Regions from separate parts of the Homo sapiens genome. Here region 1 is linked to region 2. The links are chromatin loops, found by intact Hi-C in ENCODE. Cell type or tissue: psoas muscle. All regions are shown on one strand. Links, peaks and the distances in the headings refer to the core of each region. The heading gives the core; the rest is flanking DNA.

What was found. A loop is a pair of places that touch in the nucleus more often than their neighbours do. Peaks named below come from ENCODE experiments on the same cell type or tissue, not always from the same donor. Only the 100,000 strongest peaks of a DNase experiment are listed, where the experiment ranks them.
Region 1: it touches region 2 in a loop (2.3-fold over the local background); 23 of 110 quality-filtered maps call a loop at or near these places.

Annotation. Positions count from the first base shown.
Region 1 is chr22:40,271,916-40,282,212 of GRCh38, reverse strand. TNRC6B (trinucleotide repeat containing adaptor 6B) reads right to left here. Exons shown (of 23, transcript NM_001162501.2): 7 at 8,613-8,788; 8 at 5,062-5,136; 9 at 4,169-4,214; 10 at 2,070-2,218; 11 at 924-1,094. LOC124905121 (a long non-coding RNA gene) reads left to right here and starts at 5,380. Exons shown (of 2, transcript XR_007068107.1): 1 at 5,380-5,682. In psoas muscle, for the core only: no CTCF peak of the experiment used is centred there; a DNase peak (open chromatin) is centred at 4,613; H3K4me3 peaks cover 1,728 bases; H3K27ac peaks cover 2,245 bases.
Region 2 is chr22:40,054,221-40,064,517 of GRCh38, reverse strand. It overlaps a transcript of TNRC6B not described here. Among named protein-coding and RNA genes, the nearest start is that of TNRC6B-DT, 15 kb to the right of the region's middle. In psoas muscle, for the core only: no CTCF peak of the experiment used is centred there; a DNase peak (open chromatin) is centred at 6,037.

The DNA.
Region 1 (10,297 bases), core at 3,185-5,684, 220 kb before region 2:
GGAAGTTATCATATGGAGACAGAACATCATCATGTATGCATCATGTGGATGCAACTAATAATTACAAGTTGTATAATTAACGTCCTCCCACAACGTCCTGAGGTGAAGGTCACAGTGACAAGTAAGTGGTCACAGAAGTATGGCTATCACTGCTGGGGTTATTGTTGCAAAGGAATTGTGACTCCAAAGTCCTGGTTTTCTCCACAAAAACTACAACAGAGCTATTGTGGGAAGGCAGGCAGGGTCATGCTGTGCACCCTCAGGCCTGGCAAGGTGAGGAGGCATGATCCTCCCAGGCCTGCCTGTCTTGTTTCTACTGCACAGCCCTTCCCTGGAGGGTTGCCAGATCCAACCCCAGGTGCAATGAAACACTGCTGTGTCTCAGCAATACCCATTCTTCCCAAAGCTTCACCGTTTACTATTTAAAGTTACCCTTCTCCGGGTAATTACTATATTTTACACTTAAAGACACTAGATTTCAAGATGCCATAACCCACAAATACTTAATCATACTAGTTTTCCTATTTTTAAATTAGCAGGTTTATTAAATTGAAAAGATCTCCAAAGTATTACATATCCAATCTAATGTTTAAAATGGCAAATGCATTAAGTTAGATTGTCTAAGGTACTTACGTAGCCTCTTTAACATTTTCCTTAGTCAGTTATTACTTATTAAATATGAACTTATGATCAAAAATGAGGAGACAAAAAAAAAAATACAGGTTTAAAATAAAATCCGTGTTGAAAAACATGAAGAGAGATGGGTTCTATGGGCTGAAAGATCTAGAACCTACACTTAATATCATTCTGTGCATTCAGTAATCAACAAATTTCCCAAGACAGACAAATGATGCAATAAACTGCAGACCAGGACCAAGGCGAGGCCATAGCCAAGCAGTTATAAATTTGAGAGGCCTCCTTACTTGTCTAGCAGCGAAGTTTTGGGGGTTGAGCCCTGTGCCGATTGCTCCAAGGCTGACGTTGGGTAGTGTGGAACCAGAGGGAGACAGCTTGTAGCTGGGAGAAGGGGAGAAGGGAGAGCAGGGAGCCTCATCCCCAAGGCACCCATCTTGATTGGAGAAAGGCAAAGTCAGCTGAAAAGTAGTAGGAGTTAGCCAATCACAACGAGTGTTGGTTAGTGAAGCAACAGAATGCAAGAAGGGAAAAGAGAGAAACACTAGCAATAAACAAAGTTAGAGTGTATTAGCAATAACCAAGGATGGAATTTGGATCTGATAATAATCTTTACACTTGGCCCAACAGACACCATCTGTCATCTTCTTTGATATAGATTTTTCTTTTCCTCTAAGTTAGTAACACGTTCTGTCCATTGCATTACAATAAAAATTGCCAGACACTTTATTTTTACGCATCTAATATTGATTACTCTAGCAATGTGGCTGCTGAAACAGAAGCCAGGCCAATCTTGTGAATATGTTGCTGTCTGGACCAGCAACAACAGTGTCAAAACGTGCCAGATTTAAAAATTTTGGTTTTAACTGCTTTCTGAAGATCAGGAACACAGCAAATTGGTATTCTGGATCAAGATATAATTCCCACCATTAGAAATGTTAAACATCAAAACCAATAGGTAGAAACTGCTTGGTTAAATTAGGTAGATGAGAATTTGAAAAGTATACCATTGTAACTAAACACAGATCGCTAGGAACTGGGGAAAGATAACAACAGAGTTATCTCAAAACTAGAAGAAGGCAAGGCCTTAGGAGACATGGAATATTTGCACAAAATCCCAAAATTTATTTTGTAGCTGCACAGCAGCGGAAAAAAGAATGCAGAGTAAGTTTATCTCTAAAATTTCCACACTTCATGAATTTCTCAAAACTCAGATTTTCTAATACACACATGCTAAAGACAGATGGTTCTTGCTCTTGCCTGATCACCTGTTGACATCAATGGTTTTCAGGTCACCACGTTAATGCAGGTGATGTTTGTGTTTTGCTCATCTAGTTCAGTAATTCTATGCTTCCTCTAGAATCAGTTATCAAAAGACAAATGGGAACCAAAGCGGTTCTCATGAATTATTATCTTAAACAAAGGATTCAACTCACCTTCTCAAAATAAGGCCCACTATCTGTGGTTCCCATGTCTTTGGAATTAGGTGGACGGAACCCAGATCGATCCTTCCTCATGATATCATTAAAATCCCCGAGATTCATCGCTCGCTTGTCCACATCAAATTTTTTATCTGAAAGGCTTCCTGAAAAGTAGCATACACAGAGTGAAAATTTCCAGAATCAATGTTTCCCCCATGAACCAAGAGTGACCTGCCCCACTATCCTCATGGGGGTGCTGGGTATAAGCTATTAATATTTCTATTTCTGGGGATAAGACGAGACAAACTCTCATTGGTCCAGGCTGCTGGTGTTTGTCCCTGGAACACACATGGGTCCTTTTTATTTATTTATTTATTTTAAAAAACAAAACAAAACATGTATCTGTTGTAGTTTGTTTTCCATGGAAGACTGAAAGAGCCTTAGGGATAACCTGGCAAAAATCTCGCTAAGAAAACATTTAGACTGGATACTGATGTGTCTGATGAACACATCTTGCTCATAAATTCAAATGTCCTCAGGGAGAGAAGTTGTCTGTTTTTGCTATTTTAGCATCATCTAGATAAATGGTCTGGGTGAAACATAGTTACAAGGAATAAAAAGATCAAAGAGGCACAGTGGTTGCCCTAAAATTTAGAACTTAAGAGCTGAACACAGAAGATGTGTCCACATTACCTACACGGTGCAATTTCCCAGGTGCCATAACTATACCACTTTTCTTTCACAACTCTATAAATGTGCTGTCGTCTGCTGATATAACCAGTGCTGCCCCAGGAAACTTATGTTTTAATTATTCTCATATTTAGAAATATCATAGATCAAAGACTACCTACTTCCTTTACTACCCAGAATTATTTTCATTTCTTCTTAGTTTGATTCTTTTCAAGTTCCTCAGGGTGATCAAGAGCATTACTATGAAAACCCCACAGACTAGTGGCTAACACCGTTTCCACTCCAGTTGCAATGTGAGAGTTTGTCAATAACGAAGCATCCTGGTACAGACAGGACTGGCAACTTGAGGGCCACATCTGGCACACAATTTGTTTGGCCCCATAGAGCATTTTAAGAGACCCGAATTAGTTCTGACATATAAAAATCAGGGCTGGGCACAGTGGTTCACACCTGCAATCCCAGCACTTTGGGAAGGCGAGGAAGGTGGATCACTGGAGGTCAGGAGTTCGAGACCAGCCTGGCCAAAATGGCGAAATCCCGTCCCTACTAAAAATACAAAAATTAGCTGTGCGTGGCGGCACACGCCTGTGATCCCAGCTACTCAGGAGACTCAGGCGGGAAAAATCGCTTGAACCTGGGAGGCAGAGGTTGCAGTGAGCAGAGATCAAGCTGCTGCACTCCAGCCAGGGTGACAGAGCAAGACTCCGTCTCAAAAAATCAATAAATAAATACAAAAATCATAATGCCAGTATATATCTGAATTTCTGGCCTCTGCTGAAAGACTTGTCATAGCTCAGCCTGGATTCCTCCAGAGCAGCAACTGCTAGGAGCAATGCAAGGCTGATTCTTCTAGGTGGACGCTCCACAGTTAACCTGTGGCCACCTCGTCCCAGGTTTTTTTTTTTTTTTTTTGAGACTGAGTCTCGCTATGTTGCCAGGCTGGAGTGCAGTGGCACAATCTCGGCTCAGTGCAACCTCTGCCTCCTGGGTTCACGCCATTCTCCTGCCTCAGCCTCCAGAGTTGCTGGGACTACAGGTGCGCCACACCATGCCCAGCTAATTTTTGTATTTTTAGTAGAGATGGGGTTTCACCATGTAGGCCAGGATGGTCTCGATCTCTTGACCTCGTAATCCACCCACCTCGGTCTCCCAAAGTGCTGGGATTACAGGCATGAGCCACCATGCCCGGCCTCGTCCCAGGTTCTTATACCCGGCACACATCACTTATTTACATTCTTTGCTGACTCCTGTAGTCATGTGAGTTTTCTATCCCTGCCCAGTGTCTAGCACAGTACCTTACAAAGAGTAAGTGCTCAATCAATGTCTACTGAACTGCACCTATCCCTAATCAAATTGGGCAGGAGATGCCAAAAGGACACTGTAACACTGATATACTCCATTCTTTTCAGCGGAGTGATACACACCTACAGACAAATCCATTTTGCTGCTTGGATTATCTTCAGTCTGACTCTGGAAAATAAAGAACAGATGAGAGAGAATTAAGGATGCACATCTTTGAATCAAAGAAGTGGCATTATTCACCTGAGAGCCACGTCTTACTACTGGCACCATAGAAGGTTCTCTGAAATGAACTTGATGGTACTGAAGACATTAACATTTTTAATATGCTAGCTTGATTGCTGTTTGGGCCTATATTCCTACAATTCAGTTTTCACATACAATTAGTCTCAATAAGTCTACAAAGAGAGCAATAGATAAACAGCTGCCTGAAGAAATAAACCCCCGTCCTTAAGTTCTAGTCAGCCCAGGATCAAATTCCATGAGTGACCGCCAAATAATGACAACTTCTTCTCGTGACTTGTCAAGTCATCAAACCTTCAACTGTGCAGCCAAGTCAAGTCATTTGTCTTTTGGCAACCAGGGACAGGGTGTCCCCACAACGTTGCCGAGAGATAAAGAAATCAGAAATTCTACAAGAATTCCCTATGTAATTAGTCCCAGTATAGTTTTTCTAGTTTCGTTATCGTTGCCTTTTTAAAAAATCATAATATGAAAACTAGTACAGTAATGCGGTTGGAAACAATTGTATAAATTTTTAATGCCTCTTTCTTCTCTATCCTCCTAAGGAAAAGGACAAAATGACTACACATTTAAAAGCCATAACCTTTAAATGTTGGAGTATGTCATTAATAAGAATAGAAGAGAAATATTACTTAACTCAAAAGGTCAAGAACATTGCTTAACTAGTTTTTAAATCTTTAATTTTGTACTATATGTGGCAGTTGTCTTAAAATTGGTATTAATATTAAACCTAAAAGTTGGGATACGTTATACATTTGAAAAAAATAAAACTTACCAGCAATCCCATATTTGAAAACTGTTTGGCAAGAGGATTCATCCATGAATCATTGTTTCCTCCTTTGAGTGAGCACTACAGAAATGAAACACGGAACCTCAGAACCAAATAATTTATTTCAGCCTCCTGAGTTTTATTAATACAGACTGAAAATGTAGACTTGAGTTTACCTTTTTAAGTCCTATTTCTCTTTAACTAAAATTATGTTGATATTTTATGTTAGTTTAAATGATTAATAAGCCCTAGTTATATCTATGTTTTCATTTTTATAAAATTCACCACACTGAACCAGAAGTAACTGGAAAAATACATGCTCAGCTGGTACTTTTGCTTTTCAAATAGAAAGAAGTCTGATATGATTTTCTAAAATAGAAGTTTTGCACACGACTACTTTCACTTTCATTAGGCTGCTCTCCTCGTAACCCAAACTGGTTTATGTTAGGAGAAAACAGTTTGATGTCAGTGCGTGTCATTTGGAAAGGAGCCTATTTAAACTGGGCATTATAAGGAACTCATAGTGCTTCCTCTGTTTGTTTCACAGCATAAAAGACATTGGTCCTGGTGGTAAAGAGACCTAGTGGAAGACACCATTGCTGATCTCCTGGGCAAAGTAGGGCAGAGGTAGGTTTTAATTTTTTAATGGGACAAACTAGTTTCTCCCCTGAACAAGGCACTGACCATGAGCTCCACTTTCACTTCTGTGAGGGAAGCAGGGGGAACTATGAAGAGGACTGGGTGGGCTGGGGCTTTGTGCAGTTGTGTATTTCACAGGTGAAAATTCTCTATGTTGTGATGATAGCTATCTTTTTTTTTTTTTTTCTCTGTCACCCAGGCTAGAGTGCAGTGGTGCCATCCCAACTCACTGCAAGCTTTGCCTCCCGGGCTCACGCCATTCTCCTGCCTCAGCCTCCCGAGTAGCTGGGACTACAGGCACCCGCCACCATGCCCGGTTAATTTTTTGTATTTTTAGTAGAGATGGGGTTTAACCATGCTAGCCAGGATGGTCTCCATCTCCTCACCTCGTGATCCGCTTGCCTCGGTCTCCCAAAGTGCTGGGATTACAGGTGTGAGCCACCGTGCCCAGCCCGTGATGGTAGTCATCAAATCAATTTTATTATCCTTGAAAGTGACGAAGTACTTAAGTTTAGTACAGGTTTTTTTGGTGTGTGTGTGGGGGGCGGTTTTTTTTTTTGAGACTGAGTTTCGCTCTTGTCACCCAGGCTGGAGTGCAATGGCGCGATCTCGGCTCACTGCAACCTCTACCTCCTGGGTTCAAGCAATTCTCCTGCCTCATCCTCCCAAGTAGCTGGGATTGCAGCTGCCTGCCACCACACCCAGCTAATTTTTGTAGGTTTAGTAGAGACGGGGTTTTGCCATGTTGGCCAGGCTGGTCTTGAACTCTTGACCTCAGGTGATTCACCTGCCTCAGCCTCCCAAAGTGTTGGGATTACAGGCATGAGCCACCGCAGCCAGCTAGTACAGGTTTTAAGGTCAAAAAAGCCCTCACTAGAGGGAGGGGGGAATGGGGAGTTACTGTTTAATAGGTACAGAGTTCAGTTTTGTAAGATAGAAAGAGTTCTGCGGATAGATGGTGGTAAATGGCAACATAAGTATGTGAATATACTTATTGCCACTGAACTGTACACTTAAAAATGTACGCTATGGTAAATTATATGTTATATGTATTTTATCACAATTTTTAAAAAAAACGCCCTCGGTATATAAAGTCAGAATCACTGGTACTGGGGCTGAAAGAGTCAATTCCCAATTAACTTAATTAAATCTTGGTTGTCAACCTAGAGAGGTATTTATTAGTCCCTTTCAATCAGTTAATTTAGTCTCATTGTTAATTTGTAAATAACCAAAAGAAAGCCAAAATCACACTAGACAACCTAAGAGTGCAAGGAATGCTGAAAAGTTTGCTGAATAATTCCTTCTGTGACTGAAGAAATAAAAGCTCTTAATAGAAGAAAACCCGTAAGTGACTGCTTAAGCAAAACATCTCTAAACAGAAACAGACTGTATTCTTATGCTATAAAAGAAAGAGTCATCTACAAAATTAGTGTCCTATAGGCAAAGGGCAAAGGGGATGAAGGCCCAATCCTCAGACATGGGAAGGCCTCTAAGATGGCATCTGGTATTTGAAACGTGGGAGAATATTAGCTGTGAACCGTTTCATAGGGTGCCAAGACTCTCATGTTGAAGTTAAGTATTGGATGCCCATTTCGTATTTCCACTATTTTATTTGTCAAACGAAAATCTGGAATTGAAAAAAGAGAGGGTCTGCGAAGACACTGGTTCAGGCTCAAAGACTACTGTTCTAGATTGAAAACCAAAGTCCTCATCAAACTGTGATGAGGACTTTCACACAGAAGGTGAAAAGTTTAGTACACAACCTGGTACATGATGTAGAGAAATCATCTAGCTGCTAGGCTGGGCGCAGAGGCTCACGCCTGTAATCCCAGCACTTTGGGAGGCCGAGGTGGACGGGATCACGAGGTCAGGAGATCGAGACCATCCTGGCTAACATGGTGAAACCCCATCTCTACTAAAAATACAAAAAATTAGCCGGGCGTGGTGGCAGCTGCCTGTAGTCCCAGCTACTCGGGAGGCTGAGGCAGGAGAATGGTGTGAACCTGGGAGGCAGAGCTTGCAGTGAGCTGAGACTGCACCACTGCAGTCCAGCCTGGGCGACAGAGCAAGACTCCGTCTCAAAAAAAAAAAAAAAAGAGATATCATTAATCATTTAGCTGCTATAGCACACAAGTACTCACTGGTATTTCATTTGTCGGGAGAAGGGTTCTGGGTCTTGGAATTTCCCAAATCAGATAAAATCAAGACGTGCTGATTGCCGCGGGAGAAGCCAGCATTATCTTCCTCTGGATTCCCTCCTACATATCTATGGGGATTTACTGGAAGGACTTCTCTGGCTTTAGAATGCAAAAGCATTTATAAAGTATGCCTTGAGAGCCTCCAAAAGATTATTATAATGTGGAAACTAAAAATGAAAAATATCTCGTATCTTTGAAAACTTCATTTTACCCACAGCAACAGTTTTATAGTTCAAGGTTTCAAGGTCATGGGAAAGCAAGACGAAGGGTAAAAGGGAAGTAGTTATTTGTTTCCAAGAAAATATTTTTCCCCTTACTTAGGACCTTGAGGACCCCAGTTGCCTCACACCTTTCATTTAAAAATCCTCAGTTCTGGCTAGGCATGGTAGCTCCCACCTGTAATCCCAGCACTTTGGAAGGACAAGGCAGGAGGATTGAGCCCAGGAGTTTGAGACCATCCTGGCAACAGGGCGAAACCCTGTCTCTATTAAAAAATACAAAATTTAGCCAGGCATGGTGATAGTTCCGGCTACTAAGAAGGCTGAGGTGGGAGGACTGCTTGAGCCCAGGAGGTTGCTCAGCGAGTCGTGACTGTCCCACTGCACTCCAGTCTGGGTGACAGAGGGAGAACTTGTCTCAAAACAAAAACAAACAAAACAAAACCTCAGTTCTGCCTTCTCAGAGCGAATGAGCAAGTGCGAACATTTCTAAGCAGGCTACCTTCATTTGTTTCTTTCCTCCTTGTCCCCAGCTTGCTGAGTTGTGGGAGGAAGCACTGCCCTGAGAGCCAGTGGTGTTCCAGACTCCTCCATCCTCCTCCTCTTCCCAGCTGGGATGGCGAGCTCCTGTGACTGGCCCGTCACTCTCCCCCCAGCCGTCTTGCATAGATTTGGAATCTTTAAGGAAAGAATGAATTAACTCTTTGCAACAGCTATATAAAACAATCATCAGAATAATAATTCCTTGCAGATGCAGCATTTACGTGTCTTTGTAATTTTATCTACTCCATCTCCATGGCAAGACAAATATTATTACTCATTTTTTAGAGAGCAGGAAACTAAAATCCATAAAGCTTCAATGATACACAGAAAGTTAACAAACCATAGAATCAAGGCCTCCTGATTTATGGATCAATGCTTTTTCCCTTGCACAAAGTTGGACAGGAATTTCAAAACTGAAAAGAACTTATCACAACATTCCTGGCAAGAAATTTCACATCTCAATTAAGATAAATCTGTTCCTCTTAATGAACATGGTTTACTGTAGCCCTGGTTTTATCCTCCATTCAGTATGTACTTTATATACAATGGACACTATAAATACGAGGTATGATAAAGGACAACTGTCTAGCTTGCTTGGGGTGAAGCAGAGACGAACAGAACATGAAAAGGGGGAAAATTTTTTATAACATTTTTGAATATTAGAATTATGGTGAAAGAAGAAAAATTCACATATAGCCATGGAAATCTAAAATGTATTAGAACTACACACTTGAAATGTATTAGATACTAAAGAGGCAAAGAATTTATACGTAGTGGTTTTGAAAAGACAGAAGGAAAAAATGTGAGGAAAGGAGAAAGGAAAGCAGAGAGAAATCCAAGAGGCTTTAATGTTTGAGGAAGTGGGACATCAGTATCCCATTCTAAACAAAGATCTTTAATTTGAAGACTGGAATAAGTCCTTAATTCCCTCCGAAAATACTGTACAGAATCAAAACATACTTTGCAGTAAAAATACTGTATAAAATGATGAAAGAAAAGGAAACACATTCTCTTGCCTGGAAACTTCCATCTGCACCTCTACTCTCCCACATGACAGGACATTTATGAAAGTCTTCTGATTTGTACATAGCTTTATATGAAGAGTTTAAGGGCAGAAAATTGGCTCTTCCAGGCCTTTCCTTGAAGGACAGCTGTCACCCTGTAGGATCAGGCCTATGATAGACAAGTAGGTTTGGGCCAAGTACATAAGGCACAGGGCAATTAATTTCTTCTAACTGTAGCATCTCATCCCCTAGCAAGGCCCAGGTGAATCTGACAGTCTCCCAGTGGGGTTCATTGTAGCCACAGGAAGGGGCTGTCTGTGCACAAGGGGGAGGGTTGGGATGCTCCTCTTCCTGCTGCTGGAAGTGCTGCTGATAACCAGGACTGCTGCCTCTGTATATAGGATTATATATTTATATAATACCATATTTATGATTTATATTATACAAGCATAGGCTTTATAGCATCCACTGACAAGCAACACGAGCTAAAAACCCAATATAAATAACACACTGACCCCTTTAGAAAAATGAAGACATGCAAGTGAACCTTTCTTTTAGAGAGATAAAGCTAAACTTCTAACAAATGTTTCTTACAGAAAAGATAAGAGAGGTCTAATTTTTAATCATAGGATTCATAACA
Region 2 (10,297 bases), core at 4,737-7,236:
TAACAAAAACTAGATGATCATCTCAATAGAAGCAGCAAAAGCATTTAACAAAATTCAATACCCTTTCTTAATAAAAATGCACCCAAAACTAGGAGTAAAAAGGAACTTCCTTAACCCGATAAAGGCCATCTTAAAAAAAAAAAAATCAGCTAACATCATACTTAGTGGCAAATGACTGAAGATCATAGTGGTCCCCCTGAGACCAAAAACAAGATAAATATCCAGGCTTGCCACTTTTGGCCAACATTGTACTGGAGGACAATTAGGCAGAAAATGAAACAAAGAGCATCTAGACTTAAAAGGAAGAATTTAAACTATCCCTATTTGCAGATGACATGATCCTGTATAAAGAAAATCCTAAGGAATCCAATGAAAAACTATCACAACTAATAAATGAGTTCAGCAAGTTTTCAGGATACAAGATTAATGTATTAAAATCCATTGTATTTCTACATATTAGCAGTGAATAAACCAAAAATAAAATTGTGAAAACAATTATATGTAAACTAACATTGGGCTGGGTGCAGTGGCTCAGGCCTGTAATCACAGCACTTTGGGAGGCTGAGGCGGGAGGATCACTCGAGCCCAGGAGTTCGAGACCAACCTAGGCAACATAGCAAAACCCTGTCTCTACAAAAAATTAAAAAATTAGGCAGGCATGGTGCCGTGCAACTCTGGTCCTGGTTACTCAGGAGGTTGAAGCAGAAAGATCACTTGAGCCCAAGAGGTCAAGGCTGCAGTAAGCTGTGATCGTGCCACTGCACTCCAGCCTGGGTGACAGAGTGAGACCCTGTCTCAAAAACAAAAACGAAAAAAAAGAAAAAAAGAAAAAGAAAAAAGAAAAAAACCTAACATCAAAAAGAATAAACTCTTAGGAATAAATTTAACAAAAGAAGTGCAACACTTATACGCTGAAAACCATAAAACGTCGAAATAAATTAAAAATGATCTGAATAAATGGAAAAGCAGCAAATGTTCATAGAGCAACATTTTGTTTAAATGGCAGTATTTGCCAAATTGATCTGTAAGTTCAGCACATTTCTATCACAATCTCAACTGACTTCCTTGTAGAAATGGAGAAGCTGATCCTAAAATTCATGTGGAAATTCAAGGGATCCAGAAGGGCCAAAACAATTTTGAAAAAGAACAAAGTTGGAGGACTCAAACTCCCTAATCTCAAAACGTAATACAAAACTACAATAATCAGTGTATTGTGGTAATGGCATAAAGACAGACATATAGATCAATGGAATAGAATTGAGAATCTACAAATAAACCCTCAATTACAGCCAATTTCACAAGAAAGTTGCCAAGATAATTAAATGAATTAAAAGAATAGTCTTTTCAACAAATGGGGCTGGAAAAACTATATATCCCCATGCAAAAGAATTAAGTTGGACTCCTCCCCTACACCATACACAAAAATTTACTCAAAATAGATCAGAGATGTAAATGTAAGAGTTAAAACTATAACAATCTTAGAAGAAAATATAGAATTAGATCATTGTGACCTTAGGTTAAGCAAAGTCTACATAGATATGCCAAAAGCAAAAATAGCAAAAGAAAAAAAAAAGATAAACTGAACTTTATCAAAATTAAAAGTTTAGTGCATCAACCTGCAGATTAGGAGAAAATTTCACAAAACGTGTCTAAAAAGGGATTTATATCTAGATATATAAAGAAATATTATAATTGAACAATAAGACAAGTAACCCAATTTAAAAATGGGCAAAGGATCTGAATAGATATTTCTCCAACAATAATATACAAATAGCCAATAAGTGCATGAAAACGTGCTCAAAATCATTAGCGTTCAGGCAAACGCAAATGAAAATACCATTTCCTACCCAGTAGGATAGCTGACAATAAAAGTGCCAGACAATGAAAAGGATCTGGAGAAACTGGAACCCTCATATACTGCTGGTAGGATTGTAAAATGGTGCAGCCCTTTTTGAAAATAGTCTGGTTGTTCGTCAAATGGTTAATTTAAAACAAAAATAATAATATATGGCCAGGGGCAGTGGCTCACACCTGTAATCACAGGACTTTGGGAGGCCGAGATGGGCAGATCACCTGAGGTCAGGAGTTTGAGACCAGCCTGGCCAACATGGTGAAACCCCATTTCAAGTAAAAATACAAAAATCAGCTGGGCAGCTGGGCATGGTGGTGGACGTCTGTAATCCCAGCTACTCAGGAGGCTAAGGCAGGAGAACTGCCTAAACCCAGAAGGCAGAGGTTGCAGTGAGCCCAGATCACGCCACTGCACTCCAGCCTGGGCAACAGAGTGAGACTCTATCTCAAAAAATAAATAAATAAAGTAAAATTTAAAAAATAACATATTGTGGGATTTATAACATACGTATAAGTAAAATGCATAACAATAATACAAAACCTGGGAGGGCTGAAATGGAGACATATAGTTGTAAAGTTTTCTTTTTATTTTTGAGACAGAGTCTCGCTGTGTTGCCCAGGCTGGAGCGTAATGGCACAATCTCAGATCACTGCAACCTCCGCCTCCCAGATTCAAGCGATTCTCCTGCCTCAGCCTCCCATGTAGCTTGGATTACAGGCGCCCACCACCACGCCCAGCTAATTTTTGTATTTTTAGTAGAGACAAGGTTTCACCATGTTGGCTAGGCTGGTCTCGAACTCCTGACGTCAGATGATCCACCCACCTTGGCCTCCCAAAGTGCTGGGATTACAGGTGTGAGCCACCGTGCCCAGCCTAATTGTAAAGTTCTTATAACGAAAGTGATACTATACTATTTGAAGATAGATTGTGGTATGTAAAAGATGCATGTTATAAATCACTAAAATAATACACAAAGAAATACAGCTAATTAACCAAAAAAGAAGATAAAATGAAATTTAAAAATAGGGAAAAGGAAGGCAGAAAAAGAAGAAAAATAAATAATATATGAGCAAGTAACAGCAAACTAGTAAAGATACTACCAACCATCTGGACCTAATTGACATTTATAAAATATTAAATCCAGGCCAGGCACAGTGGCTCACACCTGCAATCCTAGCACTTTGGAAGGCCGAGGCAGGTGGATCACCTGAGGTCAGGAGTTCGAGACCAGCCTGGCCAACATGGTGAAACCCTGTCGCTACTAAAAATACAAAAAAAAAAAAATTAGGCAGACGTGGTGGCGCATGCCTATAATCCCAGCTACTCAAGAGGCCAAGGCTGGAGAATCGCTTGAACCTGGAAGACGGAGGTTGCAGTGAGCCAAGATCACACCATTGCACTCCAGCCCGAGCAACAAGAGCAAAACTCCGTCTCAAATAATAATAATAAATCCAACAACAGCGGACATACGTTCCTTTCAAATGCACAAATAATATTTACCTAGATAGACCATATTCTGTACCATAAAACAAATCTCAATACATTTTAAAGGATTCAGTTATACAAAGTGTACCAAAAAGAATTCAAACAGCATAACCAGAGGCTACTATCCTTGGAAAAGTCGGCTTGCAAAAAGGTTGGCTCTTGGGTGGCATCTGGGAATCTAAATTTCAGGATTGTTTCCACCATTCTCTAATTGATAAGGGTGGTTTACTGTGTCTAAACTCTACCTACCATGCGGTTCATGCAGAACACCTGTTTTCCTACTGGGAGCCTGAAATTTTGGTTCATGCTAGGTACCAAACTAACTCCTGATAAAAAGCCTGGATTCCTAGGCTCAGGCAAGCTTTCCTAGTAGACAACACTTCACACATATTGTTACAACTTGTTCCTGGGGGAATTAAGTGTGTCCTGTATGTTCTACTGGGAAAAGACTTTTGGAAGCTTGCACCTGGGCACCTGGCTTCTACCAGCACCTTTTCCCTTTTAATTTTGCACTGTATTTTTTCACTGAAATAAATCTTAGTCATGAGTATGACTATATGCTGGGCCCTGTGTGTTCTCCTAAGTAATCACTGAACCTAGGGATAGTCTTGGGGACCCTAGAAACACAAAGTCTATTCTTTGGTACAATAAAATTAAAGTAGAAATCAATAACAGAAAGATATGTAGAAACTTCCAAGTATTTGGAAATCAAATAACACTTCTAAATAATCCATAGGTTGGCTGGGCATGGTGGCTCATGCCCGTAATCCTAGCACTTTGGAAGACTAAGGTGGGCCAACATGGCGAAACCCTGTCGCTAATAAATTTATAAAAATTAGCCGGGTGTGGTGGCACACACCTGAACTCAGGAAGTGAAGGTTGCAGTGAGTGGAGATCGTGCCACTGCACTTTAGCCTGGGCAACAGAGTGAGACTTTTTGTCAAAAAAATAAAAAAATAATAAAAATAATAAAAAAAAAAGTCATGTGCATTTTTTATGTTAAAACTTTTTTTGCTAAATTAAAAAAAAAAAAAAAGAAAAAAAAAATGATGGCCGGGCACAGTGCCTCACGCCTGAAATCCCAGCACTTTTGGGAGGTCGAGGCGGGTGGATCACACGAGGCCAGGAGTTTGAGACCAGCCTGGCCAACACAGTGAAACCCCGTCCCATCTCTACTAAAAATACAAAACTTAGCTAGGCAATGGTGGTGTGTGCCTGTAGTACCAGCTACTCAGGAGGCTGAGGCAGGAGAATCGCTTGAACCTGGGAGGCGGAGGTTGCAGTGAGCCGAGACTGCACCAGTGCACTCCAGCCTGGCAACAGAGCGAGACTCCGTCTCGGGGGGAAAAAAAAAAAAAAAAAAAACCAAACTCTATCATGACCAATGGGGCTTATCCCAGGAATCCAGGGTTGTTTAATGTTCAAAAGTCAGTCAAAATAATTTACCATGTTAACAGACTAAAAAAGAAAAAACATATTTTAATATATTTTAAAAAGCACATCCAATGAAACAATCTCCATTCCTGATTAAAAACTCTCAGTAAACTAGGATTAAAAGAGAAATTCTGGAACCTGATAAAGTGCAACTATGAAAACGCACAGATCATACCACAGTTAGTGATACAAGACTAAATACTTTCTCCCTAAGACACAGGAGAAAAGCAAGAATGCCCACTCGTATCACTTCTGTTCAGCATGGTACTCGAAGTACTAGCCAGGACATTAAGGTATGAATTAGAACTCAAAGACTGGAAAGTAAATTTGTCTTTCTTTGTAAATGATATATTTGTTTAAAAAAACATCGAAATCTATAAAAATGCCATTAGAACTAATGAATGCAATTAGCAAAGTCTACGTAATTCATTATCATCACAATCATATCAGTAAGAACAAACTATATCCAAATGAAGGAGGCGTTACTTAAGAAAGGCTTTCAGGAAGACAAAGTTTCGAGAAGGCTTTTTGAGAGTAAGGGGGACAATGAATTGGCAGCCAGAAGCAGGGAGAAAATTTTACATAAGTCAAACCTTTATAGAGCATGGGGACAAAAAGAGAGAAAATAATATGGAAAACAGAGAAAAGATTGTACAGAACGCAAAGATTCAAAAGAAAGAAATGACAGTTGATAAATGGGAGCAGTAAACGAACTTGGCTGGAACAAAGGTGTTTGGATTTCACACAGTAAGGACAGGTTGCTAAAGAAAGGAAAAGAAAATAGTACGTAGGAAATGTTTTCTGGGGAGAAACTAGAAACAAGACAACTGACTAGAGAGCTATTTAAATAACCCAGAAATAGACCAAGGATGATTTAGATTCAGGATGGTGGCATGAACATAAAAATGAGAAGGTCAAAGTCCAAAGCCACAGAGAAAAGAAAAACTAAAGGATATGGCAATGTTTCCAGATTCAATGTGTCAGAATTTCAAGATTCAAGTACTGGGCAGGTGGGTTGCCAGCGACAGGGTATCCAACAGCATCACGCCTCTCCAGACGGAGGTGAAGTAGGGGCCCCTCTCCAGCCTCCAGTTACCTTTCTGAAAAGCACCCTGAATGATAAGCCCAAGGTCTGAAAAATAGGAGGTTAAAGCAAAGCAAGAGAAAATGACATGAAATACACATTTTTCAGTACAGTCAGTCAGTCTAGAGACTGTCTGCTTCCAAAGCTAACGTGCTGCATCGGTTGAGTCCCGGCTCTGGCCAGTTCAGGAAGCGCAGGCTGGCGCCACAATGTGCTAAAGCACATTGTGTCACATTGTGCTAAAGCACATTGTGCTAAAGCACATTGAGTCACAAGTTTTGGAGGACAGGTAGAGGGCCCCCTTTTTAAAGTTTTCAAACCATCCCTTACTGGCTTGAAATGTGATGTCTTTTACATCTTCATTCATTCTTCTTCTCTTTGTGATTTCTACCAAGAGCCTTTTTTACCGTTTATGTTTTGTTTTTGTTTTTTGGTGTTGTAAAAGTAGTATTTTCCCCTCTGAGCCTTTTGGCTACATACTGGGGTATGGGGCATAAAAAGATCTCCTCTTTCTGGAGCAGTCCACAGACCCACCTGCATGGTTTAAGCTGGAATCAGTAAGTATTGTGGCCTTTTGTTTAAGGCAATTGAGCCAAAATGCAAGATAAAACACTGTAAATTTTAAACATATTGGTGTAAAAATATAAAACTTGTATAGTAAAAAGAAGGTTGACAAAATTGACTAAAGAGTAGATGGTGAAATATTAACTTAAAATCTGTTGTCCATGGTACATCTAACAGGAAAGTCTTTATTTAGAAGGTCTACAGAGATAACATCTGAGTAAAACCTCTCCTCAGGAAAAGGATATTACTGAGCATGAGACACCATCAGCAGGATTTTCACAGGAGAAAGACATTTAGCTCCTCAGAGAGCAGCTGTTTCATCTTTTACTTTGGATTGCCTTCCTCCACATCAGAATCTTGTACCCAGCAAGTACCCAAGACATTTCTCTTGATATGCTGACCAGGGGGTCTCCAGGTTAGAAAGCCTGGTCCACTTCCAGTTTTTGAGGCTCGAGATATGTATATATATTTTTTTAAATAAAGACATGCCAAAACACCATTATGAAAATTCTGGGCCAGGCAGGGTGGCTCACGCCTGTAATCCCAGCACTTTGGGAGGCTGCGGATCACCTGAGGTCAGGAGTTTGAGACCAGCCTGACCAACATGGAGAAATCCTGTCTCTACTAAAAATACAAAATTAGCCGGGCGTGGTGGCACACGCCTGTGATCCCAGCTACTCGGGAGGCTGAGGCAGGAGAATCACTTGAACCCAGGAGGCGGAGGTTGCGACGAGCCGAGATGGTGCCATTGTACTCCAGCCTGGGCAACAAGAGCGAAACTCTGTCTCAAAAAAAAAAAAAAAAAACCTGGCATATTTTCAATGTACACATTTAATAAATCAACACCTTTAGGAAAAAAATTCAATGTAACTGTACTATTCACAAGAGGATTAATAAACATGTTCCCTTGTCATAAACCACAGATAGTGTTACCTGGTAAGAAGTTTAAAGGTATAATCAGTATCATCTTTCAATCCTGTGACTTTATCTCGACTGTTTACACCTACTATGTGCAAACCATTCTAGTGGGTGCCATGACAAAACAAAGTAGCATAAACTCATTTTGAGCTCAAGGTATCCAAGATGAGAACCCATGACGACTTCTTACTCTGTTGAGATACTACAAGGAACTTCCAATGAATATAGTCTACCTGTGCCCATGGGAGGAATCTGGTGGCCTTGCCCCATCAAATCTGCTACCATCTCTATTCAAGCAACTTCCATTTTTCTTTCTCCGCTGGGTGCTTCCTGTATATCTTTTAATAGATTATAGATTTTTCTTTCTTTTTTTTTTTTTTTTTGAGACAGGGTGTCACTCTGTCTCTCAGGCTGGAGTGTAGTGATGCAATCCTAGCTCACCGCAGCCTCCAACTCCTGGGCTCATGCAATCCTCCTGCCTCAGCCTTTTGAGTAGCTAGGACTACAGGCATGTGCCATCATGCTCAGTTGATGTTTAAAACATTTTTTGTAGAGATGGGGGTCTCACTATGTTGCTCAAGCTGGTCTCGAACTCCTGGCCTCAAGTGATCCTCTTACTCTGGCTTCCCAAAGTGCTGGGATTACAGGCATGAGCCACTGCACCCAGCCTGATTTTCTATCTTACTTAAAGGTGTTGCCTTCTCAACCTCGTCCTGCTTCCATTTTTCTCTGTCCTTTCTCTTCCAAACATCTTAAACTAAACTGCATTCATTACTACCATTCTCCCTATCATCACTTAGCTCCTTAGCCCTTTGTTATGTAGATCAAATACATACACAGAACTTGCAGAAATCGGCATTACCGTAAGTCAATTAACATCTTGTGAGTGTAATCAGCACTACCAGAGCATAATCACTTCTTCCCATTTGAAAAATATCAAGCTCTGAATATGCAAAGCTGAGAAACATTAGTTTAGCCAACAAGGTATGGACATCCTGCAACTGAAAGCAACTTAGCGGAAATAGAATGGAAGATGGCTAGAGATGGGGTGGATGGGGAAAGGAGACACTACTTAAGAGTAACAGGGAGAGAAAAATGGATAGGAGGAGACAGAAAAGGAAAGAGACATTGAAAACAAATAGGAGTAAATGAAGGAAAATGGGCTACATTTTTATCCAATTAATCTCCCTTTTTCAAATCTGGTTGAGAATTAAATTAGATTAATGTTAGCTCAGTGAACCACTTGGAGACTTGGAGATATGTAAAGACCTTCAAGCTGTAGGAACTGTCTTTCCCAGAACATATACCAGAGGCCCTTCTGGGTAGTCCTCTTTTCTGATTTCCTCTCTTTCACTGGTTCAGTGTCTGATCCATTTGAGATGGTATCAGCACTCACCTCAGGTGATCTAGAAGTCACTTCCTTTACACTCTCTGCTCCTACAGATAAGCTTAAATGAGTCACCACTTTCTAATTCCACCTAACATCATTTGCATGGTTATAGGTACACCACTGAAGCAAGTATATTAACTAGAAGTGACAAGTGCCGTTGTGGTTTATGATTATCTTCTCTGAATGGTACTCTATGCCTTTATGAATTCAAACATACAGATTCAGATCATTATTCTAAGGTCATTTCCTGTCCTAAACTGCAGTGGAGTAAGAGGCTGAGTCTGACATATCATGGTTCAACTGTAAGTCAGCTATTAGCCCTGTACCCTAATGCCAGCCTTGTAAAGCATACCGCTGTGCCGGTCATCTTCTCCACATACTAAAAACGCTCCCCCATGCCTCTACACAGGCTGTTCTCTCTGCCGGAAATGCCCTTTTCCTCCACAACTTAGTGTGAGTGTCACCTTCCCTGGGAAGGCTTTCTCAACCTCCCCATCGTGTTGATGACCTTCCTTTTCATCCCCGCAGCACCTCTTGTACTGTCTATTACAGCACTTATTACACTAAATGGCACTCATCTGTGTCCACATCTGTCTCACCCACCTGGCTGTGCATTCCTTGGGAACAAAGATCTCCTTTCGCCCCACCTCTGTAGTCCTGGCTCCTAGCACAGCATTCAGCATGTCTATGCATTCAAATGTTTAGTGAGAGCGTCATCATGTCAAGCCCAAGCATAATTTCTTTTCTTTTTTTGGAGACGGAGTCTTGTTCTGTCACCCAGGCTGGAGCTTAATGGTGCAATCTCAGCTCACTGCAACCTCTGCCTCCCGGGCTCAAGCAACCTTCCTGTATCAGCCTCCCGAGTAGCTGGGACTACTGGCGCGCACTACTACAACCAGCTAATTTTTTTTTTTTTTGTAGAGATGGGTTTCACCATGTCACCCAGGCTGGTCTCGAACTCCTGGACTCAAGTGACCTGCCTGCCTTGGCCTCCCAAAGTGCTGGCATTACATGCATGAGCCACCAAGCTTTGCCTAAAATGAGGTTTTTTAGAAATTCTATTTTAAATTCTCTTTCTTAACTTCATTTGAAAAAATATTTATTGAGGACCTACTATGTGCAACTCACAGTGCTAGATGTTGGTGACACAAATGTGAATAAAACAGAGTATTTTTATTCATGTAGCTATTTTCCAGAAGGGGAAATATAATATACAAATTAAATAATTATACAATTGATATCTTCTAATGTGGGGCGGGGTGATTAGGAAGTCATTAAAGAGGAGACACACACACTGAGCTCAGGATTGAAGAGGCATTAACTAAGGTTGGGCCTGCGGGCTTCCAGCTGTGAGAATAGTATGCTCAAGGAAGGGACCTTGGGTAGTGAAGAACACACATTTCCGGAACTTGAAGAGGGTCAGTATGGTGAGAGTACACTCAGCAAGGGGGAAGACAGTAGGAAAAGAGGCAGGGGACGCTGGCAGAAGCTTCACTGGGCAGTCAGTGAAAAAGGCAAGAACAAGAATTCAGGTTCTTATCAGGGTCTTTAGGCCTCACTGACAGTTTTG